Linked DNA regions of Homo sapiens: region 1 is linked to region 2. A link is an interaction called in ENCODE POLR2A ChIA-PET data of the cell type or tissue named here. Cell type or tissue: PC-3. All regions are shown on one strand. Each heading gives the region's core, and the rest is flanking DNA. Links, peaks and the distances in the headings are about the cores only. Region 1 overlaps ZNF687 (zinc finger protein 687). Region 2 holds the start of SELENBP1 (selenium binding protein 1).

Evidence for each region. Peaks named below come from ENCODE experiments on the same cell type or tissue, not always from the same donor. Only the 100,000 strongest peaks of a DNase experiment are listed, where the experiment ranks them.
Region 1: POLR2A ChIA-PET joins it to region 2 with 11 read pairs; 6 of 35 experiments call an interaction of 5 or more read pairs at or near these places.

Annotation. Positions count from the first base shown.
Region 1 is chr1:151,291,044-151,305,740 of GRCh38, forward strand. It overlaps ZNF687 (zinc finger protein 687), which reads left to right. Exons shown (of 9, transcript NM_020832.3): 9 at 1-1,133. The coding sequence ends at 166. It overlaps PI4KB (phosphatidylinositol 4-kinase beta), which reads right to left. Exons shown (of 12, transcript NM_001369623.2): 6 at 12,498-12,607; 7 at 11,151-11,255; 8 at 10,801-10,924; 9 at 7,765-8,030; 10 at 3,366-3,498; 11 at 2,975-3,095; 12 at 761-1,990. The coding sequence ends at 1,809. It also overlaps the pseudogene RN7SL444P. Among named protein-coding and RNA genes, the nearest start is that of ZNF687, 16 kb to the left of the region's middle. RefSeq lists enhancers at 2,511-3,494, 3,495-4,479, 4,480-5,462 and a silencer at 4,010-4,304. In PC-3, for the core only: CTCF peaks have their summits at 1,567 and 1,783; no DNase peak of the experiment used is centred there.
Region 2 is chr1:151,369,727-151,384,890 of GRCh38, forward strand. SELENBP1 (selenium binding protein 1) reads right to left here and starts at 2,979. Exons shown (of 12, transcript NM_003944.4): 1 at 2,912-2,979; 2 at 1-43. The coding sequence starts at 2,915. RefSeq lists enhancers at 244-915, 916-1,586, 2,333-2,916, 2,917-3,500. In PC-3, for the core only: no CTCF peak of the experiment used is centred there; a DNase peak (open chromatin) is centred at 3,035; H3K4me3 peaks cover 1,440 bases.

The DNA of each region.
Region 1 (14,697 bases), core at 682-8,681, 79 kb before region 2:
GTCTGACCCCGATGGTGGAGACTCACCCCTGCCTGCTTCTGGAGGCCCACTGACCTGTAAGGTCTGTGGCAAGAGCTGCGACAGCCCTCTAAACCTCAAGACCCACTTCCGCACGCATGGCATGGCGTTCATCAGGGCTCGGCAGGGGGCTGTTGGGGACAACTAGTCTCCAAGGCCTGGGACTGACCAGCCCCTTCCTCTTGGAGCCTGGTTTTCCCTACTGCTGCCTGATCCCTCGGCTGGGGAGTTTTCATTAACATTAATATTTTGTTAATTCCTGTCTCTCCAACCTGAAGAAGAAGAGCATTTGAGGATTATTCTAGTTATTTGCAACCTCCCTTTGGGTTTGGCCCTGGAGTCCTAGTAGAGTGGACCCTCCATTCCTCCTTTCTGAGCCCAACACTAATTAATTTTATGCTCCTGCTGCAGAACCCCCAGTGTGGGCCTGGGGGTGGGAGGATGGGACTTAGGTATGCCTGCTAGACAGGTTCAGGGAAGGACTGATGGGGGTGTCATGGATGGACACACCTCTCCACAATTCCTTCAGGCATGGACTGGAACTTTCCTCCTCTAGGCCGGGCCCTGCCCTAGTGCCCACCCCCGCCCCCGCCCCCGCCCAACCCCAACTCACTGGCACTCAAGCCCCCTACCCCTGCAGTGCCTTTCACTTCTTTTTTTCCCCAGAAATCCGGGGCGGGGGGGTGGGGGGTTGGTAGGGATGAGTCCTGTCAAGGGGGCCACAGGAGAGGAGGGGACAGGCTCTCAGGAATCCTTTATTCTTGTAGTAATAATAATACTAACAAACAGTTGGGGAACTAGGGAGAAAACCAGACCATTAAAACTGTTTGTGGTCGAATCTCCATTCAGGCCTCTCTTTTTCTGTGACTTGGACAATGTGGAGTTGAAGCGGGTGAGAGAACATGGAAGGCCCGCCCTTCTCAGGGAAGAGGTGGTAGTGACCAAGACAGGCAGGGAAAAAGCAAACTTCTATGTAGTGCCTTTTGTATCTTGGACACTGAGGCATCCGTTCATACCTCATCACCCATCTCCCCCTGCACTCCCCCAGAAAACCTGGAAATGACACAAGTGGCTAACTAAGGACTTTATTTCAAACAAAAATTAAAAATAAAAAATTGAGAGCTCTTTTCCCTGGGTTTGGGGAAGGAGTCAGGGTAGGGAATTCCACATGGCTAGGCCAGTACCCTCAGTACACTGGAGGGCTGTGGGAATTCCCTTCCTTGCCCATGATGGGGAACCTCAGCAAGTGCAGGGCCCACGCAGCGCCCGCCAGCAAGGGGAGCTTGGGCCAGGGGTCGGTCCCTGGGAGGGGTAGGTCCCTGGGAGGGGTAGAGCTGGGCAGCAGCATGGCCAGTGGCCAACCACAGGATCAAGTCCTAAGTACCGAGAACCTACTCTTCCCCACTTCCTGGGCCCCAGAACGGAATAAGAGGATGGCCTGTGGAAAGAACCTCTGAGAGACCCCTACAAGGAGAAGAAAGGCCCCAGTGTCCCTCACATTTGTCACCTCTGTTTTCTGGAGGGCAGTGAGTCCTGGAGTCAGTCTGGTGGTAATACTGACACAGACCAGGAGGGGCAGGGAAGCCCCAACAAGTCTGGACCCCACAGCTGGCTCTCCCACCCCTCAGCAAGCTCTCGCAGTTACCACATGATCCTTCGTGTTTCTTGCCTTCCATTTCCCTTGGGTGGATGGTTGGGTAGGTGGGGTTTCCTGGTTTGGGGTTTCTCAGACAAGGGCCCTCTAGGGAGGGTGCCCTGGACCCCCCACCACTCCTGGGCTGAGGAGCGTGTCACATGATGCCGTTGGTGAGGTACTGGAAGCCGTCATAGAGTTTGGTGGTGATAGACCGCATACTGCCATCCACCATCTGCTCCACCAGCAGCTGCAGCTGCTCCTCAGTCATGCTCATGTGGAACCTCTCTTTGAGGTTTCGAATGGTGCTGGAGCCATGGAAGCAAGGAAGCTGAGAACCTGGGGGAAGCAGTCGGAGTTCAGGGTCATGGATGGACGGGAGGGGCAGTGGTGTCAGCCATAGCAAATACAGAGCTGGGGCATCTGAAGTGCCCTTTTCCTCCCACCTCAGGTCCTTGATGATGTGGGTGCAGTTCTGCTTGGGCAGAGAGAAGGAACCGGCAGGAACCCCTCATCACCCCACGCCTAAGCCCTTCTGTAGGTGAGGGCATGTGGGCAGAGGAAGGAAGGGGACCAACACCACATCTCCCTCAGTAAGGGTGGAGGGGCCCAGAGGGCAGGCTGGGAGGAGGCTGGAGGGAGTGGGCCCTGAGCTGGGCACTTATCTGGTTGCAGACCTCTGCCTATGCTACGTCTGACACTCACAGATGACCTGGGCCACCGTCATCATGGGGCCAGATGGGGATGATCCTGAGCAACGGCGACAACCTGTGGGGTAGGGGCAGGAATGGGGAGGAGGGGGAGACTGGCAGTTCAGACCTGGTATACACCTGGAGCCTTGAGGAGGGGGATGAGGACAGAAGGGGGTCCTGGGCAAAAGACTGTAGATGGCAAGACTGTAGTGGAAGGAGATAATGATGAGAGGGGAAATACTTCTCAGAGCTGAAGGGTGGCAGAGGACAGGGCAATCAGAGGTCATAGTGGAATGGAGAAGACAGATGGAAGGAGACTGAGAAACTCAGAGCTGGACAGGGGTGGGGAGGTGAGAAGGGACCAGGAGGCTGTAAATGGGCCTGTTTTCTCCCTAAAGATGCCAAGGAGGCAGGTGCTGCTATCCCCTTCCCCAGCCTTCTGGACTTAGCCTTACCAGGGTCAGGAGGAATGTCCTAAAGGAGAAACAAGGCACTGGACCAGAGCTAGAAACTCTCTGGGAACCCCCCTCCCTCAACCGAGTCTCGTGGGATCAGCTTTCTTATGCTCCAGGGCTCCGACTTAAAGGGGAAGCCTGAGGCACTATAGCACCTGACCTCACCCCAGCCCCACCTTGCTGCATGATCTCCACGATCTGCACCACCTTGTCCATGTGTTTCCGAGCGGCAATCAGCCCTTGCAGCATCAGCATCTTATAGTAGTTGAACATGTCGCCATCCAGGCCGCCCATCACCTGGAAAGGGAAGAGAGCGTTGTGTGCACAAGGGGTCTTACACCGGGGATGGTCCCTGTCCTGACTGGCCTACCAGAACTCCTCCTCCTCTTGGGGCCCTGTTATTTCCCCCTTCCTTATTGGGCAGGAAGCTCCCAGGAACTCCTGCCTCACCCCTAATTACTGCCTGTTCTGTTCATCCCTAATTTGCAGGGAGCCCATCAGCTCCCTCTCCCATGACAGAGAAAGAATACAATGACCCCCGAGAGGCACCTCTCCTTCTTGACTCACATCCACAAACTCTGTGGTCAGCTTAAAGGCTGACGTCTCAAAGCCCAGATTTCGGGGTGAGCTGGAGAGGATGAAGCCAAAGTCGATGTGGATGATGTGGCCTTCTGCGTCCAAAAGGATATTCCCATTGTGTCTGAGGAGGGGGAATAGAGGAGAGGAAGAGGCAGTAGTCAGTCTGACTGAGGCTGGAACCTTAAGCAGCAATACACTGGCCACATGACACCAGGGAGGGGGGTCCCCTGCCATGTTTCCTGCTGCCCGTAACTCCAATCTCCTGTCCAGTTTCCTAGGACCTAAAGCTATCAGTGGAAAGAAAGGAAATCAGAAAACTGCTAACAAAGGCTATGGGGTCTGAAATTGCTATTAATAATTTAATAAAAATAGTTTAAGATTCTCCCAATTTCCCAGAAATTGCACTTCTGGCACCCAAACTATCCCAATCTAGTAGAGAATCCAGAAGCAAGGAAAGAGGGCCTCTGAGGCTCCAGCCAGCTGTCACAGAGGCCAAGCGCTCTACTCAGGGGAGGCTCTATTCTGAGCCTGTTTACCTGTGGGTTATTTGTAACTCCTGTCAGCCCACTGCAGATCAGAGGCCTCACTGGAAGGGAACAACAACAGAAGCAAGCAGGCTGAGTGGAGCTGAAATGTAAAATAGCGTGGGGGCTTCAAGGGGTAAGTTTTAAATCACTTACTTAAAAAGTCTCAGGATGAGGCAGTACTACAGGGCAGCTGTAGAAGAGTTAAAGGGAGATAAATCCCAGGTCTTTGTGATTCCCACATGAATGGCCAGTAGCAGAAGGAACAATTAACATGCTAAGCATGTGAGGCCTGGCCTATTCAGCATAACTGGCCTACTCAGTGTCAATAGAGGCTTTGTTAGGCTAAGAGCTGATGGTCTGAGGGCCACCTTCTCTGGGGTTGGTTTGGCCAAAAGAGGAGGGACAAAAGGAGAACCTAGTCCAACCTGAGTTCTTCCCCACTCAGGGAAAACACTAAAGATTTAGCAATCCAGGCACAATCTTGTGAGCCAGAATGGTTCTAGGAGTTGTCATGGTTCAACCTCACATTTTACAGGTGAAGAAAACAGAGGCCCTGAGAGAGGAAGTGATTTACTTGCCCAAGGTGCCATAGCCTCTCTTTTCACTACCAGAGTTAGCTCCAGCTGGAAAGCTGCTTAGGACTACTTTTGAAGCAGTTAAAGAGATCCTAAAACCTGACTCCAGTATGGGGCCTCATTCATTGTTGCCACTTCTTTCCATTGGTTGATTCCATTCATGGCTCGACTATATCTATTCTTTTTTGAGGTACTATGAACGGCTTATCAGCTACCTGCCCTCCTCTATCCCTTCTTTTTTAGAGGATGGACTCTCATCTTCCAAACATACTAATTCCCTAAAGGAAAGCCCTGGGGCCTGACTAGTGCCAGCTTCCCTGCCACCCATTTACTCAATCCCAGGACTGAGCTCTAGGCTCCCTGGGCCCTGAGTTCAAAATCCTGACACTTTGAGATAGTCTGAAGCTTGCAATCAAATTCCTTATAAATAATTGCATTCTCGGCCGGATGCAGTGGCTCACGCCTGTAATCCCAGCACTTTGGGAGGCTGAGGCAGGAGGATCACCTGAGGTCAGGAGTTTGAGACCAGCCTGGCCAAGATGGTGAAACCCCGTCTCTACTAAAAATACAAAAATTAGCTGGGCGTGGTGGCGCATGCCTGTAATCCCAGCTAATCAGGAGGCTGAGGTGGGAGAATCACTTGAACTCTGGGAGGCAGAGGTTACAGTGAGCCGAGATCACGCCACTGCACTCCAGCCTGGACAACAGAGCAAGACTCTGTCTCACACACACACACAAAAATATTACATTCTCCTACAGCTCTCAAATGCAGAGCCTGGGTCCATTTGTAGGGCTGGCAGGGTGGAATGAGCGCAGGGTGGAATGAGCACAGGGTCTAAAAGCTACCTGACTGTTATTTCCCTCATGAGGAAACACGTGTCTGACAGGGTTTTCATCTGGTTTAAATATAAGAATGTCAGGCCATGGCAGAACTTAATAGATGCTAGATTTCTTTTTTTTTTTTTTGAGATGAAGTCTCACTCTGTCACCCAGGCTGGTGTGCAATGGTGCGATCTTGGCTCACTGCAACTTCTGCCTCCTGGGTTCAAGTGATTCTCCTGCCTCAGCCTCCCAAGTAGCTGGGAATACAGGCGCCCGCCACCACACCCAGCTAATTTTTTATTTTTAGTAGAGATGGGGTTTCACCGTGTTGGTCATGCTGGTCTCAAACTCCTGACCTCAGGCGATTTGCCCACCTCGGCCTCCCAAAGTGCTGGGATTACAGGCGTGAGCCACCACACCCAGCCTAAGACTAATTTTTATTTTTTTTTTTGAGATGGAGTCTCAGTGTCACCCAGGCTGGTGTGCAGTCGCGCGATCTCATCTCACTGCAACCTCCACCTCCCGGGTTCCAGCAATTGTCCTGCCTCAGCCTCCTGAGTGGCTGGGATTACAGGCATGCGCCACCACGCCTGGTGAATTTTTGGTATTTTTAGTAGATATGGGGTTTTGCCATGTTGGTCAGGCTGGTCTTGAACTACTGACCTCAGGTGATTCACCTGCCTCAGGCTCCCAAAGTGTTGGGATTACAGGCGTGAGCCACTGCATCCAGCCTAGATGCTACATTTCTAATAAGCTGCTCTGTTAGCTAGCTAGCTAGCTAGTTGTTTTGTTTTGTTTAGACAGGGTCTCACTCTGTTGCCCTTAACCTCCTGCTCAAGTGATCCTCCCACCTCAGCCTCCAAAGTAGCTGGGACCACAGCTGTATACCACCATGCTTGGCTAATTTTTATTTTTTGTAGAGACGGGATCTAACTATGTTGCCTAGGCTAGTCTCGAACTCCTGGGCTCAAGCGATCCTCCTGCCTCGGCCTTGTTGGCTAGATTTTTTTTTTTTTTTTTTGAGACTCGCTTTGTTGCCCAGACTAAAGTACTGTGGCATGATCTTGGCTCACTGCAATCTCCACCTCCTGGGTTCAAGCAATTCTCCTGCCTTACCTCCCGAGTAGCTGGGATTACAGGTGTGCATCACCAAGCCCAGCTAATGTATGTATGTATGTGTATGTATATATATAAATTTTTTTTTTTTTTTGAGTTGGAATTTCACCCTTGTCGTCCAGTCTGGAGTGCAATGGTGCCATCTTGGCCCACTGCAACCTCTGCCTCCCGGGTTCAAGTGATTCTCCTGCTCAGCCTCCCAAATAGCTGGGATTAGGCGCCTGCCACCAGGCCCAGCTAATTTTCTTTTTGTATTTTAGTAGAGATGGGGTTTCACCATGTTGGCCAGGCTGGTTTCAAACTCCTGACCTCAGGTGATCCACCCGTGTCAGCCTCCCAAAGTACTGGGATTATAGGCATGAGCCACCACACCCAGCCATTATTAGCTAGATCTTAATGGGCCACCATGTTACTGGAAGCCCCAGCAGCACTGGCCATTGCATTTCCACCTTTCCAGGACAGCTGCCCTGTGCCGAGGGTCTAGAGCTGGAACTCATAGGAGCATTCAGGGCAGAGACCCTGGGTCACTGTTGGGAGATACTCTTAGAAGGCAGGGCCTAGATGGTGTAATTATTTTTGTACATTATGTGCCTCACCTATATGTGTAGTTAGTTTTCATCAAGGTCATGTCATATTGAAAAAAAATGACAGCTCTGGGCAAAACAACAGATACTTAAAAGCTGTGGAAATCATATGCTGGAATAAGAAGTGAGGAGAGTTCATGGCTGAGAGTTTCCACTTCATCTCCATCATGTTTCTCCTTTCTGCTCTCAGTCACTAACCACTACCCTTAGTGCCAGGCCCTATTATCTCTTGCTTTGTTGCTAAACACCCAATTACATCCACCTTCACCCACAGTGCCACAGGGCATTTAATCAACACAGACTGGATCATGTCATTCCTCTGCCTGCAAAATAAAACACCTAAGCTTCACAATGAAGGCCCTTCTTCAACTGGCCTCAATTTACCTGCCTCATGGTACCACCTCCTACTCCACTGCCATGCAGTGCAGTCTGTGCTTTAATCACATTCAATTATTTCTTCTAGCTGGGATGTACCTCCCCTGCAGCTTCCTCTGTCATCATTTTCCCTTGTCCTTGAAGACCCTGCTCACTCAAACCCTTAGTCCTCCCATAAATCCTTCATTTCTTTGCCCTTTTACCCTAGTTCTTATTAGTCTGCCTCCTGACTTAATGTCATGGGAACACATCTGTCTCTGCTTAAAATACATTGTTTCATTTTTCACATCTTTGCCATGGAGGGCAGTAATAAGTAATTGAGAACTACACACGAAGGGACAGAGAGAACCCTGGAGAAATGTTAGGATGAGCAGCAGAAGTCACCTACCTGTCCTTGACTTGCAGCAGGTAGCAGACCAAGCAGTACCCAGCACAACTTTGCACAAAATTGCGCTGTGCACTGAGGAATGCCTCAGTGGTGTAACTGCCGTGCTCCTGTAGGAAGTAATCGAGCAAGGAGAGCTGTGACTGTTTCTTCACCTGATGGATGGACACAGCATTGACCACTGGTTCAATCATGCCACTATCAGCCGAAATCACAAGAATCTTGTATGGCTTGATCCAAAGGGGCACTCGCTCCTGTTCCCAAATGGACTGTGAGGAGACATGGAGGATACAGGACTCTTATCTTTCTCCAAACTAGAGAAGAAGGCTAAAACTCTTCCCTTTCTCCAGCCTCTCTCCTTGGTAGCATTGAATTCTAAGCCATCAAATGAGTAAGACTCACTTAACCCAGTGAGGACCAGGGAGTTTGGAAAGGAAGTCTAGGGCCTGACAAAGTCAGAAACTACACTCAGGTATGTGGGAAAAGGTATCACCTAAGTAGAAAGCCCAAGACAGGCAGGGAGAACAGGAAACTTCACTATCCCCTCTCAAGCAGGGAGAATGGGAGCTGTAAGTTCAAATAATAAGAAAAAAGAGGCCAGGTGCGGTGGCTTATGCTTGTAATCCCAGCACTCTGGGAGACCAAGGAGGGCGGATCACCTGAGGTCAGGAGTTCAAGACCAGCCTGGCCAACCTCAGTAGAGAGTGAAACCTCGTCTTTACTAAAAATACAGAAATTAGCCAGGCGTGGTGGTGTATGCCTGTAATCCCAGTTACTCAGGAGGCTAAGGCAGGAGAATCGCTTGAACCCAGGAGGTGGAGGTTGCAGTGAGCCAAGATTGCACCACTGCACTCCAGCCTGGGCGACAGAGCGAGACTCTCTCCGACGAAAAAAAAGAAAAAAGGAAAGGATTTAGGTCCAGAGAAGACTTCTCTGGAAAATGAAAATATTTATATGGTATAAAGAACAGTATTAAACAATTAAGTGGCTTGCAGGTGACCAACCCAGGGGTATCAGAAGATCAATATTTCAGCACACTATAACCTACCTGCTACAGACCAATTTGGGAAGTTTTTATGTTGTTTTTTAAAGGGGGGAGGACCAAATTATTATTATTTAAAAATTTGATTACAACCAATTGTGTTGGCATTAAAATTAGAGGCATTAAGTTTGAATAATGGATATATGCCAAAAACCAAAAATTGAGTTTGGCAAAAACGGGCAAGGAAGTTTTCCAGTAATTTCAGATTAGAAATCAATTTAGAGAAATGAACCCCATGTTTACAATGATTGTGCCACAGATTTAAACTTCAGTAGTGCATTAGTAAACTGTTCACATTTAGATCTTCACCTTGAGATTTGACAGCTATTTCTTGAAAAAATCTCAGTGCCTTGTATAAATAAATTGGTCTTCCATGTGCCTTAGCACACACTTAACACTAGGAAAAGGTGGGTCACTAAACTTTGCCTCCGCAAAATTTTCTTTTTGGCTCACTTCAGTTAGAAATGCTGATTTCTTCAGCCAGGAGCGGTGGCTCATGCCTGTAATTCCAGCACTTTGGGAGGTGGAGGTGGGCGGATCACCTGAGGTCGGGAGTTCGAGACCAGCCTGGCTCACATGGAGAAACCCTATCTCTACTAAAAATACAAAATTAGCCGGGCGTGGTGGCGCATGCCTATAATCCCAGCTACTTGGGAAGGCTGAGGCAGGAGAATCGCTTGAACCTGGGAGGCGGAGGTTGTGGTGAGCCGAGATTGCGCCATTGCACTCCAGCCTGGGAAACAAGAGCAGAACTCCATCTCAAAAAAAATAAAATAAGGAAAAAAAAACGCTGATTTCTTCAAATGCATATTTTTCTCAGAGACAGGGTCTTGCTATGTTGCTCAGGCTGGAGTGCAGTGGCTATTCACAGTCTCGATCCTGTTACTGATGAGCACGGGAGTTCTGACCTGCTCCATTTCCGACCTGGGCCAGTTCACCCCTCCCTTAGGCAACCTGATGGTCCCCTATTCCTAGGAGGTCACCATATTGATGCCGAACTTAGCGCGGACACCCAATTGGCATAGTGGACTGCAGCCCAGAACTCCTGGGCTCAAGACATCCTCCCACCTCAGCCTCCTGACTAGCTGAGACTACAGGCCCATGCCAGGGTGCCAGGACATTTTGGAAGTTTTGATCTAAAAGGCAAACCTAGCACTCTAAAGTTCAGACTTGGAACAGGACAGGTGCAGGTCACAAAAGGGCCAAAAGAGGCCGCTGTGGAGCTGTTCCTATGGCTGTTCTTCCCAGGGGAAAGTTGCACTAGCTTCTCTTTACTCTGCTTTTGTTTTAGACCTTGGCAGGAAGGTGGTCCCCGGCAGAATAATCTGTGTAGTCACCTCCGGTTGGCTGGAGTTGGGCTGAGTTTCCCTTTCTCTCCTTTTTTTTTGAGACAGAGTCTTGCTCTGTCGCCCAGGCTAGACTGCAGTGGCACAATCTCAGCTCACTGCAACCTCTGCCTCCTGGGTTCAAGCTATTCTCCTGCCTCAGCCTCCCAAGTAGCTGGGATTACAGGTGCCCATCACTGCACCCAGCTAATTTTTGTATTTTTATTTTTATTTTTTTTTTTTTGAGACGGAGTCTCGTTCTGTCGCCCAGGCTGGAGTGCAGTGGTGCAATCTCCGCTCACTGCAAGCTCCGCCTCCCGGGCTCACGCCATTCTCCTGCCTCAGCCTCCGGAGTAGCTGGGACTACAGGCGCCCGCCACCACACCCGGCTAATTTTTTGTATTTTTAGTGGAGACAGGGTTTCACCGTGTTAGCCAGGATGGTCTCGATCTCCTGACCTCGTGATCCACCCGCCTCGGCCTCCCAAAGTGCTGGGATTACAGGCATGAACCACCACACCCGGCCATAATTTTTGTATTTTTAGTAGAGACAGGGTTTCACCATCTTGGCCAGGCTGATCTTGAACTCCCGACTTTGTAATCCACCCGCCTCGGCCTCCCAGAGTGCTGGGATTACAGCCACTGTGCCTGGCCTCTCCTTCTCTTCTCTTACCTGCAGTTGCTTCAACACCTGAAAGGCCAGAAGCTCTTGCCGAAGGTCATCCCCACACTTGACAATGACTGACAGGAGCCGCCAATTGGGGAGATGGCCGTAGGGGGAGCCCTCTCTGATCCGCCTGTGAAGACAGAAGTAAAGGGTGTCAAAGGTTGATGCCAGGGTGAGGACAAGAGACATGGCTTCCACAAAAAATCCCAAGCAAACGCCCCATAGGGCAAGGACCCAGACAGCCTGGAAGCCTGACAGATTTTTTTGGAGGCTGATGGACAATAAAGTTGGTGCAGTGAGCACTTACAACTGCCTCTGAGCTTTGAGAGGGGTTCAGAGACCCACACCCAACTCACCGTACTTTCTCCTGCCAGGGCTCTTTGAGAGCAACTGCAGAAGGATCTTCTGGGTCTCGTTTGAAGGCTGTCGGGGTATGAGCCAGCTGTTCCGAAAGGCGCCGGCTGGCAGGAAGAAAATACATCATTTGCTTGGAGAAGCTACCCCCAAGCCCCATGCCCAGTCTATACTGACATTTCCTGCACTGTCTCCTGGATTCTGGACACACAAAGATAGGAACCCAGGCTGAAAGGGACTCATGGAAGAAAACATAACCAATGACACCTTTTTGCTAACTGATTGTAATCATGTTAAAATTAAGATTACCAGGCCCTCCATATTCCTCTACCAAGGCTGATTCAGAATGGGTGTGTCTCTAGAATTTGCATTTTTCTTTTCTTTTCTTTTTTTTTTTTTTTTTGAGATAAGAATCTCGCTGTGTCTCCCAGGCTGGAGTGCAGTGGCGAGATCTCGGCTCACTGCAAGCTCCGCCTCCTGGGTCCACGCCATTCTCCTGCCTCAGCCTCCCGAGTAGCTGGGACTACAGGCGCCCACCACCACGCCCAGCTAATTTTTTTTTTGTATTTTTTTGGTAGAGATGGGGTTTCATCGTGTTAGCCAGGATGGTCTCGATCTCCTGACCTTATGATCTACCCGCCTCAGCCTCCCAAAGTGTTGGGATTACAGGCGTGAGCCACCGCACCCAGCCTAGAATCTGCATTTTCAACAAGTCCTCCTTCCTCCCCCTGGATTCTGACACAGTCGCTTTGAGACCCCACCTTGAGACACACTGCTCAAACTCCTTCCTCTGGTGCTTTCTTGTTTTTTTTTTTTTTTTTTTTTGAGACGGAGTCTCGTTCTGTCGCCCAGGCTGGAGTGCAGTGGTGCGATCTCGGCTCACTGCAAGCTCCGCCTCCCGGGTTCACGTCATTCTCCTGCCTCAGCCTCCCAAGTAGCTGGGACTACAGGCATCCGCCACCACGCCTGGCTAATTTTTTTGTATTTTTAATAGAGACGGAGTTTCACCGTGTTAGCCAGGATGGTCTCGATCTCCTGACCTCGTGATCTGCCCGCCTCGGCCTCCCAAAGTGATGGGGTTACAGGTGTGAGCCACTATGCCCGGCCCCTCTGGTGCTTTCATCCCTTTGGAGTCTTTTTAAAATTTAATTTCCTTCTTTGGTAGCCCAAGTAATTTCTCAACCTACACCTTCATTGCCTCAAGTTTGGTGGCCCCAAACAAGGACAGAATGAAAGAGGGAAAGACACAGGCCAACAACAGATGATTGAGATGGAGAGGAAGGTAACAAAGAGATGGGAAGTTCCTGAAAGAGGGATGAAAAATGAGGGGCAATGTGATCTGGCCATACCGGATGTCCCCTGCTGCAATGAACACAGGCTCCTTGCTCTCCTGGCTGGTGATGCTGTCCACAGAGAACTGGGAGATGTTGTCACAGCTGTTGGTATGCACTTCGGGGAGCTGGAGAAAGGGGAGTGCTGGTCAGAAGTGCTAAAGTATAGGTCTCCCGTCTTTCCCCTCCTGCTTGCTTGCTATCACTGCAGCATGCTCATCCCTCTCTTTCAAACTCTGCTTACACACCATGTTGGTTACTGGGACCCCAGGCTGCCCAGAGCAGCATTTCTCAACATGTGAACTACCTGCAGTAGAATTACCCAGAATGCAGATTCCCAGGCCCCACCATCAATCTGAATTATAATTACTAGGAATGGGATCTGAAAGTCTGAATTTTTAACAAGTTCTCCAGAAGACTTCCAATGCACTAAAGTTTGCAAACCACTGCCATGACCATTACAGGAGCTCAAAATTTCAGCCTCACTGAGAGTCCCCCAAGGATAGGGATGCGTTCTCCCCTAGGGTCCAAAGCAGACTCTTTGCAGACTAGCTTCTGACAGTTTCTTCAATCTAAGTCATTCAATCTTATCTTCTCATCTCTCTCTAAATACAGAATATTCTACCAGACCCCAAGGCCCATGTCAAGTCTCTTCTGTCCTTCATACCAGAGCATTTCTTCTCAACTCCATTTGTCACCTAGTACACACTGCTTTGTTGTATATCTAAATTTTTTTTTCTTAAATGTCTAATTTCTGCAATTGGACTATAAGCTCAAAGACAGAGATTCTGCCTTTTGGCAAAGTGAAACCTGGCTGTGTGTTTTTTTTTTTTTTTTTTAGACGGAGTTTCGCTCTTGTTGCCCACGCTGGAGTGCAATGGTGTGATCTCGGCTCACTGCGACCTCCGCCTCCCAGGTTCAAGCGATTCTCCTGCCTCAGCCTTCTGAGTAGCTGGGATTACAGGCGCGCGCCACCATGCCTGGCTAATTTTTTGTATTTTTAGTAGGAACGGGGTTTCACCATGTTAGTCAGGCTGTTCTTGAACTCCTGACCTCAGGTGATCTGCCCACCTCAGCCTCCCGAAGTGCTGGGATTGCAGGCGTGAGCCACCGCGCCTGGCCCTGGCTGTGTTTTTGTTTTGTTTTGTTTTAAGACAGAGTCTCACTCTGTCACCCAGGCTGGAGTGCAGTGCTGTGATCTCAGCTCCCTGCAGCCTCCGCCTCCCAGGTTCAAGTGATTCTTGTGCTTCAAGAATCACTTGCCTCCCGAGTAGCTGGGATTACAGGCATGTTCCACCACACCTGGCTTTTTTTTTTTTTTCTTTTGAGACGGAATTTTGCTTGTCACCCAGGCTGAAGTGCAGTGGCGTGATCTTGGTTCACTGCAACCTCCGCCTCCTGGGTTCGAATAATTCTACTGCCTCAGCCTCCCGATTAGCTGGGATTACAGGCACATGCCACCACGCCCGGCTAATTTTTGTATTTTTAGTGGAGACGGGGTTTCACCATGTTGGCCAGGCTGGTCTCGAACTCCTGACCTCAGGTGATCTGCTCGCCCTGTCCTCCCAAAGTGCTGGGATTACAGGCGTGCGCCACCGCACCCGGCATAATTTTTCTAGTTTTAGTGGAGATGGAGTTTCACCTTGTTGGCCAGGCTGGTCTCGAAATCCTGACTTCAAGCGATCCACCCACCTCGGCCTCCCAAAGTGTTGGGATTACAGGTGTGAGCCACTGCGCCTGGCCAGCTGTGTTAATAGCTCTACACAAAATTCTGCTCTGGCTCTTCATGCCCCAGAATAAAGTTCAAGTTTCTTTCCCCAGCTTACAGGGTCCTTCCTATAGTCTGGTCCATGCCCACGTGTCCAGTCTTATTCTTCACCACTTCTTACCTCACACCTGCACATCACAGCCAGGCAAAATTTCTTTCAATTCCTATAATGGCCCAAGCTCCCTCTTGTCTTCTGGCCTTTGCATGCAGTGTTCCCTCTGTCCAGCACTCTTTGTCCAGCTAATTCCTACCCATGCTTCCAGCCTCAGCTGAGAGATTACTTCCTCCAGGAAATCTCTTGTGATGCCCGCCCCAAGTCTGGTGCTCTTATAATGTCCTATCCTTTCCCCCATGACTTGACTCTCACCACACTACAACTACTTGCTTACTGGCCTTGTTCTCTTTCCAGTTAGGTCATAAATCCCTTGTAGGCAGGGGCCAAGTCTTGTT
Region 2 (15,164 bases), core at 591-8,590:
AGAGGGGTGGAGTAGCCGGGTCCACAATTCCCACATTTCGTAGCTGTGGAAGCAATGGGGCGCATTGGCTGGGCCACGCTCTGGAGGGTGAAGGCTCCCTCCGCACGTTCTGCAGCACACATCCCAGCGGGCCACGGCAGTGCGGCTGGCCTAGGTCCCCACTCCAGCCTCATCGCTCTGGCCTGTCCTCTCCGCCCCCTCAGAGCCCTGAGGAGGGTGAGGTTGTGCTGGGAAGAGCTGGAGACACATGACCTGAAGGTGGACAGACAGTCCAGCAGGGCCCCGGGAGGGTGGGAGGAGGGCTGATGCAGCCGGGGTCGTGTGGTGTAGTGAATATGACACGGACTCGGGGCCCAACCCCAGCCCACCACTGACTAGCCAGGGGAGCTTGGGCAAAGTACTGAAGCTCCTCGACCTCAATTTCTGCATCCTCTGTAAAATGGAGATGGTAAGAATTTCACAGTGGGCTTTTACGAGAAGTAAACACGAGGGTGCAGTAGGTGTGCAGCTCTGTGTTTGTCTGGTCGAAGCCCAGGCACCCTTGGCTGTTCTTGAGGAGCTGCTCTCAGGGAGTGGGGTGGCGCCTGCTCAGCTCCCTTCACCAAGATGCTTCTATATCAGGGGGAGGCCACTTCCTGCTTTTCTCTCCCCTGGGTCCTGATCCCAGGCTGCTAGCCAAGGGCTGGATTACATAACCGAGGGTCTGGGGCTAATACCAACTGGAAGTCCTCAGGCTGGTTTCTACCCCTGGGTGTGCCCCACTTCCTTTATCTGTAAAGTAAGGTGTTTGGCCCAACTCTGGAGAGCCCAGAGGCCTGCCCACCAGAGAGATAGGGAGCAACCCTCCCTATCTCTGAAGTCTGGCAAGAGGGGCCATGCTAATCTCCAGGATGTAAGTCAGCAGATGTGCAGTAGGGCTGGGACATCACAGCTACCAGCACCCCAGCATCAGAGTTTGGGGCCTGCTGGGGAGCAGGGGTTAAAGAATACCCAGAGGGGGTGGCAGGCTGAAAGAAACCCTGGAGTGGAGTCCACAGGCCTGGGCCCTGTCTCCTGCCTTGTCCTGTGGCCAGTCCAGCCTCTGCCTTCACAGCTGGGCCGCAAGTGGGGAGCCAGGAGTAGGCAGAGTGGGGCCTCCACTGGGGCCTGGGACTCCCACTCGCAGCAGCCAAGAGACTTAGGAAGCTGAGAGGCAGCAACAGCGTTCAGAGTCTGGAAACCTGGTTTCAAGTCCCAGTTTTGACGCCCCGTTTCTCCATTTTCTCCTCTTCATTTACGAAAAGTGGGCAATAATGATATTCTACCTACTTTGCTAGGTAGATATGGAGGACAAATAAGACAATGTATTCCAAAGGCCTTTCATAAAAATGAATTAGGCCGGGTGCGGTGGCTCATGCCTGTAATCCCAGCACTTTGGGAGGCTGAGGCGGAAAGATCACCTAAGGTCAGGAGTTTGAGACCAGCCTCACTAACATGGCAAAACCCTGTCTCTATTAAAAATACAAAAATTACCCTGTATTAAAAATTAGCCTGTATTAAAAAATACAGGCATACACCTGTAATCCCAGCTACTTGGGAGGCTGAGGCAGGAGAATCACTTGAACCTGGGAGGTGGAGGCTGCAGTAAGCCGAAATCACGCCACTGCAGTCACTCCAGCCTGGGCAACAAGAGTGAAATTCTGACTAAAAAAAAAAAAAAATAATGAATTACTGTGTAAATATGGGAAGGGCTGTGCCAGAGGAGAGGAGAATGCCAGGGAGTGCTCGATGCCCAGCGAGAGGGCTGGAGGTGGGGCAGGGAGAGAGAGAGAGGTCCAGTTCACAGGAGTTAAGGAGACTGGTTCTGTTACACAATCTTGCTAAGTCGGGGCTTGGCACCAGATGACAGGGGGTGGGGAAGGAGGTTGCTGGATACAGAAGGGAAAGGAGATTTTAAAACTCCAAGACCTCAAGACAGAGATACAAAAAATACAAAGCTAGGGAGAAGCTGAGAGGGAAGTAAAAGTGCAGAGATGGAGCTGCCCGCTCTGCAGCCTCGGCCCACCCCACACCCCAGCAACCCCAGCCCCAGCATTTCTTAGGGTCAGGCCTGGCATGCCACTGCAGCCCCAGGGAGCATCATTCCTCTTTCTGGGGAATACCCCCATCTGAAACATCTCAAGCAAGGTCTCGGAGCAGCTTTGGGTTTGGGATGGACTCATGGAAAGCTCAAGTGGGTTTTCCATGTCAGGCTGGCTGCTGGGCATTCTGCCAGCTCGGCATTCTGCCAGCTCAAGAGCCAGCCCCGAGCGGGGAAGGACCTCCCAACCAAACCTCAGTTCCTTCTTAGCCTGTCACCCAGAAGCCTACAGATGGAGGAATAGCAGGGCCAAGGGGGATTTAGGGGTGGGGGAGGCATTGAAACAGGTCCCCAGTGAAAGAGTGTGGGGGTCTCTGATTTCCCTCCCAGAGAGCTTTGCTGTGTGGAGTAGCTAGAGAGTGACCTGGGCACAGAAAGGCTTTGGACTCCCTACCTCGCTGGAGTACAAAGTTGGCCCATGGCTGAAATCAGGATCACCTCTCTACTATGTGAGGGCCAGGGACCTAGTGGTGTTTTCTAAGAGCGCCCATCTGATTTTCCCAGCTGCAGAAAGGCACCCTGGTCCCAGCCTCTGCTGGATGGAGCCAAGTCAGGGCCCAGGATCCCATCTCCCAGCAGTGCCTCTGCCCGTCTTCCTCAGAAAGTTTGGCTGAGCTGGGAAATGCAGTGGGGTGGTGGGGGAGGGGGTGTGCAGACTGGGGACAATGAAGCAGAGTCCACTACTCCCTCCCCAGCTCCCCACTCAGGTTTTCTAGCATTTTCTGGAGGAGGGCCTTCCAAATTAGGGGCAGACAGAGCAGGCAATGGGTGATTGGAAACCCCTCTCCTTACCCATGCTGCCGACTGGTACACTTTGATCCCGGCGGGTTTGCTGTGCTGGTGTCAGAGGCCGCTGTTCCGGGGAAGGAGCGAAGGGAGGGAATTTATACAACCAGCTGGGGGTGGGGCAGAGAAGGAGGAGGGCCCGGGCTGTAGCCCAGAGTAAACTACTCAGGGCAGCTGGCCAGGATACTCTCAAGTGGCCTAGGGCAACTGGTGTTTGAATTATGGGGTGTGCGTGTATGTGTTTAAGTGTGTATGTGTGGGAGCCTGTGCTTTATTTATTTATTTATTTATTTAGAGACAGGGTCTCACTCTTGCCCAGGCTGGAGTGCAGTGGTGCGATCTCGGCTCACTGCAACCTCTGCCTCCTGGGTTCAAGTGATTCTCCTGCCTCATCCTCCCGAGTAGCTGGGATTACAGGCACCCACCACCATGCCCAGCAATTTTGTATTTTTAGTAGAGAAGGGATTTCACCATGTTGGCCAGGCTGGTCTCAAACTCCTGACCTCAGGTGATCCACCCGTGTCGGCCTCCCAAAGTGCTGGGATCACAGGTGTGAGCCGCTGCCCCTGACCAGCTCGTGCTCTTTAGTGGGTGCCTGGGTGTGTGTGGATTTGTGTGTCTGGGCATGTGTGTGTTCCTGTATACCTGCGTGTTGCTCGTGCACGTGCCTGCATGAGTGTGTATCTGTGCCTGTGTGTGAATTTCCACGTGTGTGAATGTGCCTGTGAGTGTGCTTGTGTGTATTTGTGCGTGTGTGTGTGTGCGCGCCTCTGTATGTGCCTACCAGAGTATCTACGCCTGTGTGTGTGTGTGTGTGTGTGTGCGCGCCTCTGTGAGTATGTGCTTGCTAGAGTATCTACGCCTGTGTGGACATGTGCATAAGTGCTTGTGTATGTGTAGTGTGTGGCTATGTGGCTGTGCATGTGCTTGTGTAAGCCTGCGCACGTATGTGTTCCTGTGTCTCCAAATGCTCGTCTTTGTATTTGGACCTGTCTCTTAGCATTTAGGGGCACCCGGGACTGTGGGCCCATCAGCCAGGGTCACTTCTTCCCTAAGATTGCCCTCTTATTCCAGATATTCATACTCTTTGGATAAAAGCTCTGGGGTGAAGTTTTTATTGGCTAGGAAAAAGAATAAAGTCTGGGCTTGAGATTGCAAGTAGAATACAGGGTTTCCAAACCAGAGTGGGGGAAGGGGAGCAAAATTGGGCCTTGGTGCATTGGGTATCTGTCTTCCTGGCTCCCATCAGTGAGGGATCATGTGCCCATCAAGGAAGACTCCCTGTGGCTGCCCGGGGCAAGGGTCTTCTCTTATCCCCAGCGCCACTCAACCCCTCTTGGCTCCATCCTGCATCTATTATCCTCACCATTGTGCCATCAGCCTGCCAGGCATCAAAGAGAGTCTTGTGTGTGCAGCTGCCCCACGGGGAAGGCCCTGAAGGCTGCTTCCTTGTCTTTGCCAGCTTCCTCCTGTCCTGACTACCTCCACTCACCCTGCCTTCACCCTTCCCTCTGGCCCTCCCCTCTTCCTCCTCCTGAGGTCTCCATCTCCTGCCTCCTCTCTATTCTCCGGCTTCTTGGCTTGGGTTAGTCCACCACCCAAGATCTGAAAGAGAAAGAAACTTTATCCCCACCTTCTCATAAAAAATTATTGAGTCATTAACTTAAAAAAAAAAAGGCTGTTATTTTGTTTGTTGTGGTCTGTCATTGACTACCTCTTTCATGCTCCTGAGCTCTGACCTGGCTGGTCTCTGCAGCAACTCCATGGCACCCCTCACCTCTGCCTGTGGTTTTCTCCCTGAACTCTTGCTCTACAGCCAGCAGGTGGTTGGGGAAGTTATCCTAATCTGGGCTACAGAGGGAGGCAGTAAAGGTAGAGGGGCGATTCTCCTGCCTCAGCCTCCCGAGTAGCTGGGACTACAGGTGCCCACAACCATACCTGGCTCATTTTTGTATTTTTAGTAGAGACGGGGTTTCACCATGTTGGACAGGCTGGTCTCGAACTCCTGACCTCAAGTGATCCACCCACCTCCGCCTCCCAAAGTGCTGGGATTACAGGCCTGAGACACCGTGCCTGGCTGACCTGGATAATTTTTAAATTTTTTTTGTAGAGATGGGGGGTCTCACTATGTTGCCCAGACTGGTCTCAGACTCTTGGGCTCAAGTGATCTGCCTTGGTCTCCCAAAGTTAATTTTGGATTTTTAAAAAAATAATAAGTACTGCTTTTGTAACTAAAAGCTCAAATAAATATATTAAAAGAAAAACTATAAGGAAGATGAAAGGAAGGATGGAAGGTCACATGCAGTGCAGGTGAGGGCCACAGTGAGGGCCCATGCTGGGGAGAAGGACTGGCCCCGGTCCCTTTTGAGCTACAGCTCTCCCAACCAGCTGCCTATCCTTCCCTCTGGAGCACCTCTTTTGAGCCAGATATGGTAGACAAAGTGGTGAACAGGGCAAAGTTGCTACCTTCATGGAGATGACTTTTTAGGGGAGATGACTGATAATCATGCAAATACACAAATAAATAAAATCACTTCAGATAAGTGCTGTGAAGGAGTAGGGTAATGTAGGGGTGATGCAGCATTAGGTGGGGTTGCTTGGTATGTATGGGTACAGAATTATATGCAAACAAACAGTACAAAAGAACTAAAACAAACAAACCAAAAAGCACAAACGTGCACAAAATGCCTGTAAGGCATAAAGGTAGCAGCCCATGGAGGTCTGAGGCAGGACTGGCTGGAGAGGTTGGAGTTTTCACCAGCTAAGTAGAGTTTCAGAGCCCTGTTCTGCTCATTTCTCCTTATATTAACAGACCAACTCCATACCCTCAGGGATGTGTAGGAGATGTGAAGGGAGTAGCGTTTACTGAGAACCTGCTACTAGAGGTGACGGGCGCCATGCCGGGCCCTACACACTAACAATTAGCTCAGGTTCCGCCCATGGCACAGCTGGAGAGGTTAAATGCCTTTTTCTTTTTCTTTCTTTTCTTTTTTTTTTTTTGAGACAGAGTCTCCCTCTGTCGCCAGGCTGGAGTGCAGTGGCGTGATCTCTGTTCACTGCAACCTCCGCCTCCCAGGTTCCAGTGATTCTCCTGCCTCAGCCTCCTGAGTAGCTGGGACTACAGGCGCATGCTACCACGCCCAGCTAATTTTTGTACTTTTTAATAGAGATGGGGTTTCACCATATGGCCAGGCTGGTCTCAAACTCCTGACCTTGTGATCTACCCGCATTGGCCTCCCAAAGTGCTGGGATTACAGGTGTGAGCCACCGTGTCTGGCCTGTAAATGCCTTTTTCTTCATCTTACATTCAGGAAACAGAGTTTTCCCAATTCACTCCGTTGCCCACACTTAATGCACTGTTTCTGAATGACAGTGAGTTCAAAGCCTGCTGCTCAGGGTAATAACATGGCTCAGAGAAGAGAAATAATTTTTTTTTTTGAGACGGAACGTCACTCTGTCACCCAGGCTGGAGTGCAGTGGCAAGGTCTTGGCTCACTGCATGTTCCATGTCCTAGGTTCACGCCATCCTCATGCCTCAGCCTCTCGAGTAGCTGGGACTACAGGTGCCTGCCACCACGCCTGGCTAATTTTTCATATTTTTAGTAGAGACGGGGTTTCACCGTGTTAGCCAGGATGGTCTCTATCTCCTGACCTCGTGATCTGCCTGCCTCGGCCTCCCAAAGTGCTGGGATTACAGGCGTGAGCCACCGCGCCCGGCTGAAATAATTTTTTTTAATGCCCTCTGCCAGGGCTGTCTATAAAAAGCATGATTTGAGAACCACTTGGAGGACTTTCTCCTCACTGCCAATCCACTCAGAAATATCCTCCCTTTGGCCTGCCATTGATGCTTGAAACTTCACCAATAGCAGTTTATTTCTTTGTGTTACTACCAGATGGCCTCTTCTCACCTCCTGGCTACAGTGAATGTCTCTGGAGTGGTAACCCTTTAAGCTCCTAGTACTGCAGCGCCACTCAGTTTTATCAGAAGCCTGTGTCCCAGTGGGCAGCACTGAAGAGTGGCTGGGGGCCTATCATATCCAGGGAGATGCTAAGGTTGGGGACAGAAGGTGTTTAAAAAGCAAATGTTATCGTCTTGACTCCTTACCTCTATTGCTTAAAGAGAAGGAAGAATAAACAGTGAGGTGGCTCACACTTGTAATTCTAGCACTTTGGGAGGCTGAGGCAGGTGGATCCCTTGAGCTCAGGAGTTCAAGACCAGCCTGGGCAACATAGTGAAACACTTTCTCTACAAAAATTACAAAAATGAGCCAGGTGTGGTGGTGTGCACCTGCAGTCCCAGCTACTCGGGAGGCTAAGGAGGAGGATCACTTGAGCCTGGGAGGTGGAAGCTGCAGCAAGCTGTGATCATGCCACTGCACTCCAGCCTGGGCGACAGAGGAGGCTCCATCTAAAAAAAAAAAAAAAAAAATTATAAGCCATTTTGTTTCAGTTATGCCTCCTAGCCTGTAGCCTCCCTCCACCCTGAATTTTTTTGAAACATTGCTTTAATGTTTCAGAATATATCTCTTTAAAATAGGAATTCTGAATTGGGTATGGTGGCTCACTCCTGTAATCCCAGCACTTTGAAAGGCTGAGGCAAGAGGATTGCTTGAGCCAGGGAGTTCAAGACCAGCCTGAGCAACATAGGGAGACCCCGTCTCTATGAAAAAAAAATTACCTGTGGTCCCAGCTATTCAGGAGGCTGAGGTGGGAGGATCACTCAAGCCCAGGAGTTTGAGTCCAGACAGGACAACATAGCAAGACTCTCATCTCCTAAAAAAAAAAAAAGGAAAGGAAAGGAAAAAGAAGGGTCTGACTAGAACAGAAATTATGTATCTTGTTACACATTTAATGCACAAGAAGAAAAGATGAGGTGGGTTTGAAAACCAATTATGCAGACTGGAAGAGGTAGCAGCAACTTTGGTTACAAGGACACAGGTGACGCTTGCCATCACCAACACCCTCTCTCCAGCCTTTCTCCTGTGCCAAGCCTGGCTCCAGAAGAACTGAGACAAGAGCCATAAAATGGCTTTCATGCAATAATCTCCACCTTTACGAGGCCCACTTGGCTAGCACCCATTCATTTAAGAGTCCTGAGAAGAAAGAATTACATCAGTCTTGGTTAATGGCCCAAATTAAGCCATCAAACCCCTAATAAAGCTTCTATTTTGAACATGTTACAATACTTGAAATAAAATTTCCAAAGGAAAATAAAAGCCCTTCCATTTGGGGGCAGGAAGAATCTTTGGTCCCTGGGGTCATATCCCTGAGTCACAGTTTCTCTACTAAGGCTCAGGACGGGCAGAAACAAATCCCCTTCTTTGCGGAGCCCAGGCCTCCACTTTCTCACCTCAGCACCTGAATGCTGCCTGAGAAGAAGTTAGGGGATCCTTCTCCCAGTGTCCCAGAAGGACAGGAGGCCAGAGACTTTGGGAGACATGGCCTCAGGTCTACATGGAATTGGGAGGAGGCCCGGGCAGGGGCTTCACTGCCCATCCTGGATCTGCTGTCTCTTTTGCATCATATCCACCCGGCTGGTTTCCTTTACAATCTCCTCAGGGTCACGTCCATGTGCAGGAATGCTAAAAGTGCTATGTGGGATATGGGAGCCCCAGATTTCCTTTCTCACCTTTTCAAAAGGTGCTCAGAAACCAAAGTTTAAAAAGGCTTAAACTGAAAATAATAGCTGTTCCCAATATACAGTAATCTTTAACAAATCAATTGGAAAAAGATAAATTACACAAAGAAAAACATTCCAAGGATATGAAAATACAATATAAATGGCTAATAACCATAAGAAAACATACCTGGTCTCATTAGCCATTAGAGAAATGCTGGTTAAAGCAACAAAAAGATATGATTTTCAAAAATAAAAAGATTGATAATATTCAGGATCAGAAGGAGTGTGGGGAAAAGGACCACTCCTGTATTCTACTGGCAAGACTATAAAATGGTGGAACATTTTTAGAAGGAAATTTAGCAACATCTAGCAACATTTTAAATGGAAATCCACTTCTAGTGATCTACCTTATGGAAATCAATAAGTATATAAATATATAAATATAGGATGTTCATTGCAACAATGTTCTTAATAGTGAAAGGTTGGAAACAACCAATAGCAGAATGGTGAAATATATTATGGAACATCCATAGTATGAAACACCAAGCACCTTAATGTGTAGTTTTCTATATACCAACACAGAAGGATATCAATAAATACGGTGGAGGGGTGGGGGAAACCAGAAAGTATAATCTCATTTCATTTTATTTTTTATTTTTTGAGACAAGAGTCTCGCTCTGTCACCCAGGCTGGAGTGCAGTGGTGCCATCCTGGCTCACTACAACCTCCGCCTCCCGGGTTCAAACAATTCTTCTGCCTCAGCCTCCCAAGTAGCTGAGATTACAGGCATGTACCACCAAGCCAGGCTAATTTTTTTGTATTTTTAGTAGAGATGGGGTTTCGCCATGTTGGCCAGGCTGGTCTTGATCTGCCTGCCTCAGCCTCTCAAAGTACTGGGATTACAGGTGTGAGCCACTGTGCCCAGCCTCATTTTAATTAAAACTACATAAAAATTAAGCTATATAGTTTTAACTAGTTAAATTTATATTTATTTATTTATTCATCCATCTATACGTTCATAGAAAAGGATTTGGCTTATGATTGATGTCAGTATTTTGGGAGGCTGAGGCAGGCAGATTGCTTGAGCCCAGGGGTTTGTGACCAGCCTGGGCAACATAATGAGACACCGTCTCTACAAAAAATTAAAACAATTTAGGCCTGGCAGGCTCCTGTAGTCCTAGCTACTTCGGGGGTGGGGAAGGTGTGCTGAGGTGGGAAGATTGTTTAAGCCCTGGAGGTCGAGGCTGCAGTGAGCTGTGATTGCACCACTGCACTCTGGTCTGGGTGGCAGAGTGAGACGCTGTCTCAAAAAAAAAAAAAAGTAGGCCGGGCGTGGTGGCTCACTCCTGTAATTCCAGGACTTGGGGAGGCCGAGGCGGGCGGATCACGAGGTCAGGAGATCGAGACCATCCTGGCTAACACAGCGAAACCCCATCTCTACTAAAAATACAAAAAAAAAAAAAAAAAAAAAAATTAGCCGGGCATGGTGGCAGGCGCCTGTAGTCCCAGCTACTTGGGAATCTGAGGCAGGAGAATGGCATGAACCCGGGAGGTGGAGGTTGCAGTGAGCTGAGATCGTGCCACTGCACTCCACCCTGGGCGACAGAGCAAGACTCCGCTTAAAAAAAAAAAAAAAAACCTAAAGAAAAGGATTTGTAGAGATAAAGCTTCCCTTATCATGCCAAATGTAGCTAACAGTGGTTACCTCAAGAATTGGATTACAGGGAGCAATTTTTATTTTTCACATTATGTATCAATCATATTTTTAAAATTTTATATTAAGTTTGAAATACATGTGTAAACAATTGAAACAGTGAAAGAATACAGTAACATTTTTGCCTATAAGATGGGCAAAAAATTTAAAGGTTAAAATCTTGTATTGGTGAGACTATGCGGCAAAGGGACCACTCATTTAGGACTAATGAGAGTGTCAATTGGTGCCTTACTAACAAAAACAATTTGTCAATACCTCACAAAAGTTAAACTGTGCATACTGTTTTACCTAGGAATTTCACTTCAAGGATGCAATCCCATGGAAATACCTGCACAAGTAGGCAAGAAACAGGTACAGGTTGAGGCGGTGGCTCACGCCTGTAATCCCAGCACTTTGGGAGGCTGAGGCAGGTGGATCCCCTGAGGTCAAGAGTTCGAGACCAGCCTGGCCAACATGGCAAAACCCTGTCTCTACTAAAAGTATAAGAATTAGCCTGGCGTGGTGGCACACACCTGCAATCCCAGCTACTTGGGAGGCTGAGGCAGGAGAATCACTTGAACCTGGGAGGTGGAGGTTGCAGCGAGCCAAAATTGCACCACTGCATTGCAGCCTGGGGCGACAGAGGGAGACTCTGTCTAAAAAAAAAAAAAAAAAAGAAAAAAGATATAGGTACAGGTTGAGCATCCTTAATCTGAAAATCTGAAATCCAAAATGCTCCAAAATCTGAAATGTTTTGAGCACCAGTGTGACACCACAGGTAGCAAATTGCGTGCCTGACCTCACGTGTTGGGTCACAGTCAAGACTTTGTTTCATGTACAAATTATTTAAAATATTGTATAAAGTTACCTTCAGGCTATGTGTATAAGGTGTTTATGAAACACAAATAAATTTGCGTTTAGACTTGGGTCCCATCCCCAAGATATTTTAATATATATATATGTATTCCAAAATCTGAAAAAAATCTGAAATCTGGAACACTTCTGGTCCCAAGCAGTTTGGATAAGGGATACCCAAACTGTAATAATAAAATAACAACAGCTATCATTTATTAAATACATGGTACTGTTCGAAGTACTTAGGGATAAAGAAAGAGAAATGAACCACATCCACCTCATATAAAAGCTTTCCATGTGCCAAGTACTTCTCTGAGCTATTTGCATGTTCTGCCTTTACTTATACAGGGTTTACAACATCCCTATGAAGTGGGTATTTTCATTATGTCCAATTTACAGATAAAGAAGTTACAGCATAGAAAGAGGAAGCAACTCATACAAAGTTACACAGCTAGTGAGTAGCAGAGCCCAGGATCTGAAGCCAGGCAGTAGCTTCAGGCTCTGGCCTGGGACCTCTATGCACATAAGTTCGCAGCCCCTTCAGACAGAATGCTTTTGTGTTTTGTTGCTTGGATGGCTGGCCAGCACATTCAGCCCTTTCTATATTGGGTGGGAGGCAAAAGGCCAGATACTCACCGTCCCAGGCCTTAGGCCTCCTTGCTGCTAGGAGCAAGCATGTGACTTGGTCTTGGACGCAGCCAGGTGTGCCCACCGGAGACTCCAACACAAGGAAGTAGGGAGTGGGTTCTGGTTGCTGCAGGGAAGGCTGGTGTGCGGGTGGGTCACCATGCTGCAGAACCTCCCAGGGTCCAGCGCAGCTGGTGGTGCCATGGCAGCACATAGAACTTGAGGGGTAGAGGCAGTGTCCTTTGATTGGGATCTAGGACAAGAAAGGGCTCTCTGGCTGCAACCACTTCTGCCACTGGGGCCTTATGATCGAGCAGATCCAGTGATGCTTGGTGAGTTGGGGTGATCCATGGGATGAGGCAGGCAAGAGGCAGAAGGAGAGTCCCCAGGGTGACCCCAAATGATTGAGCCCAGCCCACTTCAGCAAAGAACAGTTCTCTTGAAAAACAGCCTCTTCTGAGCTTCTGGGTCCCAAGAGAAACCAAACATGAGAGGATGGGACACCAGGTGGCCTTTGACTCAAGCCTCCTTATGAACTGGGGATTATCTGATCCACCTAGCTAGCCCAGGAACCAAGCCCAGGAGCTCATCATCCTTAAGTAGAACTGGGTTGAGCCCGAAAGGAACCCTGAGAGTGAAGCTGCCAACAGCAGAGAGAAGCTGCGGAGTCGCCTGGCTAGCCCTGTCTTGCCAATACCCTCTCCCCTCAGTCCACCCTAAGAGCTTTAGAAGTTATACATGAAGACTACAGAGAAGAAAAACATTCTAGGCTGGGTTACAGGTGGCTGGCTCTCCACTATACACCATCATCAGCCAGAAGTGGTCTATTATTAAGAGATTAACAACAAGAATTTTAGAACCAGACTGTGTGTGTGAATTCCACTTCCACCAGTTACTAGCTTTATGAATCTGGGCAAGTAATTTAACCTCTCTGTACCTCGGTTTCCTCATCTCTAAAAGAGAGAAAATAAAATATCTATTCCCCTCATAGGGTGTTTTGAAAATTGCATGATGATATACATAAAGCTCTTCGAAAAGCACCCAGAACCTAACATACGCTGTGTTGTTGTTGTTGCAGCAATACAGCCCTTCTGAGAAAGTTCTAGAGAGCTGTTGAACAACAGTGTGAAATACTTAACACTACTGAGCTATACGTTTAAAAATGGTTAAGATGGTAAATTTAATGTTTTGTGTTTTTTTGTTTTGTTTTTTGAGTTTCGCTCTTGTTGCCCAGGCTGGGGTGCAGTGGCGTGATCTTGGCTCACTGCAACTTCCGCCTCCCAGGTTCAAGCGATTCTCCTGCATCAGCCTCCCAAGTAGCTGGGATTACAGGCTCGTGCCACAACACCTGGCTAATTTTTTGTATTTTTAGTAAAGGTGGGGTTTCACCATGTTGGCCAGGCTGGTCTTGGACTCCTGACCTCAGGTGATCCACCCGCCTCGGCCTCCTAAAGTGCTGGGATTATAGGCATGAGCCACTGTGCCCGGCTGAAAATGTAAGTTTTTAAACATAGAATTTTCTAATTGTGATTTTCACTTTCAGGCTGGGTGTGGTGGCTGACTCCTGTAATCCCAGTGCTTTGGGATGCCAAGGCAGGGGGTCAGTTGAGGTCAGGAGTTTGAGACCAGCCTAGGCAACATAGAGAGACTGCATCTCTAAAAAAAAAAAAAAAAAAAAATTAGCCAGCATGGTGGGGCACACCTGTAGTCCTAGCTATTTGGGAGGCTGGTGCATGGGATTCCTTGAGCTCAGGAGTTTGAGGTTACAGTGAGCTGATGGCGCCACTGCATGTCAGCCTGGGTGACAGAGCAAGACCCTGTCTCTGGAAGAAGAAAGGAAAGAAAATGAGTGGTCTTTTTATTAAATTGCAGATAATTAGAAATGCCTCTTTATTAAAAAAATAATAATAAAGCTGTTTTGAAAGACGGCCTTCGAAGTTACTGTCATTGCATTGGACACGTTGCCTTGGAGGAGACGCAGCCTGAGGGTCTGCCCTGACTCATGAGCAGGGCCCATGCTTTGCTGGGTGGACAGACTTGGATAGAACAAAATCAAAGGGCTGGTGAAAGGGGGTTTGGGAAGAAGGCCTGTGAATGGACCTCACAGAAAGAGCCCAGAATGCAAGAATATTTGTGTCTAGTGTAGCCATTCAACCAGCAGGCCCTCTCCCTGGAGGATGCTCGTGACGATGGAGGGTGAGGCGAACCTGTTCTGTGGATGTCATTGTTTTCTCACTGATATTCCATGAACAAAGAGGTTGTGGTGGCTAGAGCAGAGGCTGCACATGGCCTTGCCAGCATGGACCTCCTCTTTCTGAGTCAGGCCCAGTTGGAGCCACTGCTGAAGACACAGAAGCTACCACAACAGTCCACCACCTGGGGAAGGGTTGTTTCCACTACTGTCTGCCAACATGGAGGGAGCAGAAACGCATTCTCTTTAGAAGGCAGTTTCATATTTCTAGGTTTGGATTTGCGTTCTCTGACCCGATACTGCCACCACCACCATCTATAGACATCCTGGATGTCTCATACACTATCACAGTGCCCCACACTGAGTTACCACTTCTGACAAAGGGTCTCACTGTACAGTGAAAGACGGGTAATGATACCCAGCGTGTGACGAGTCCTGCAAGTGTTAACCCATCTTCACAGCAAACACATAGATCTAGGCACTATTATTAGCTCCATTTTACAGATAAGGAAACTAAGTCACAGAGAGGTTTCATAAATTGCCTGAAGTCAACTGTGAGTAGTGAGGTCCGTATTTGAACCCAGACACTATGGCTCAGAGTCCATGCTGTGAACCCATGGGAGTCATGGATCTTACCATGTACCTCATCCCTCAGAAGCAGCTGGCCTTAGGGAAGACTCAGTTATGGCAAAACCTTCTGAGGTTGGAGTGCTGGCCACAGAATGCAGTTTATGCCCTGAACCTGCAACCATTCTGCAGCAGCGTTTCTGTCTCAGCTGGAATTCATGATGGGCCCAGGATCAGAGAGGTAGAAGTGGAAGTAGGGCCTCTCGCTATTGCACCTGATGACCCATTCACAACATTTTCACGTGCAGTCCCATGATGCTGAGCTCTGCTAGGTGGGAGGTTTGATGCCCCACAGAGATTAGCTTCCACAAAAATAAGCATTGAACTGGAAGCTGAGACAGCTACCTTGCTCTTCTGGGCTCCTTATGCCATCGAGTGAACAGGCAGAAAAGGAGAAGATGTGAGCTGTGGTGATCAATCCTGACATCTTGATGATTTACAGGAAAAAGAGTTGCTGTTACACAGCAGGGCCAGGGAGGAGGATGGGAGGAACCCTCAGCAGCCCACAGGAATATCTTGTACCACCATGTCCAATAGTTAAGGTTAACAGAAGATGAAAGCATGAGATAACCAAGACTTCAGGTCCTCTAGCAGCAAAGGCTTAGGTCACTCTACGAGGAAAGAACCCCAACCATCTTCAGTCCTG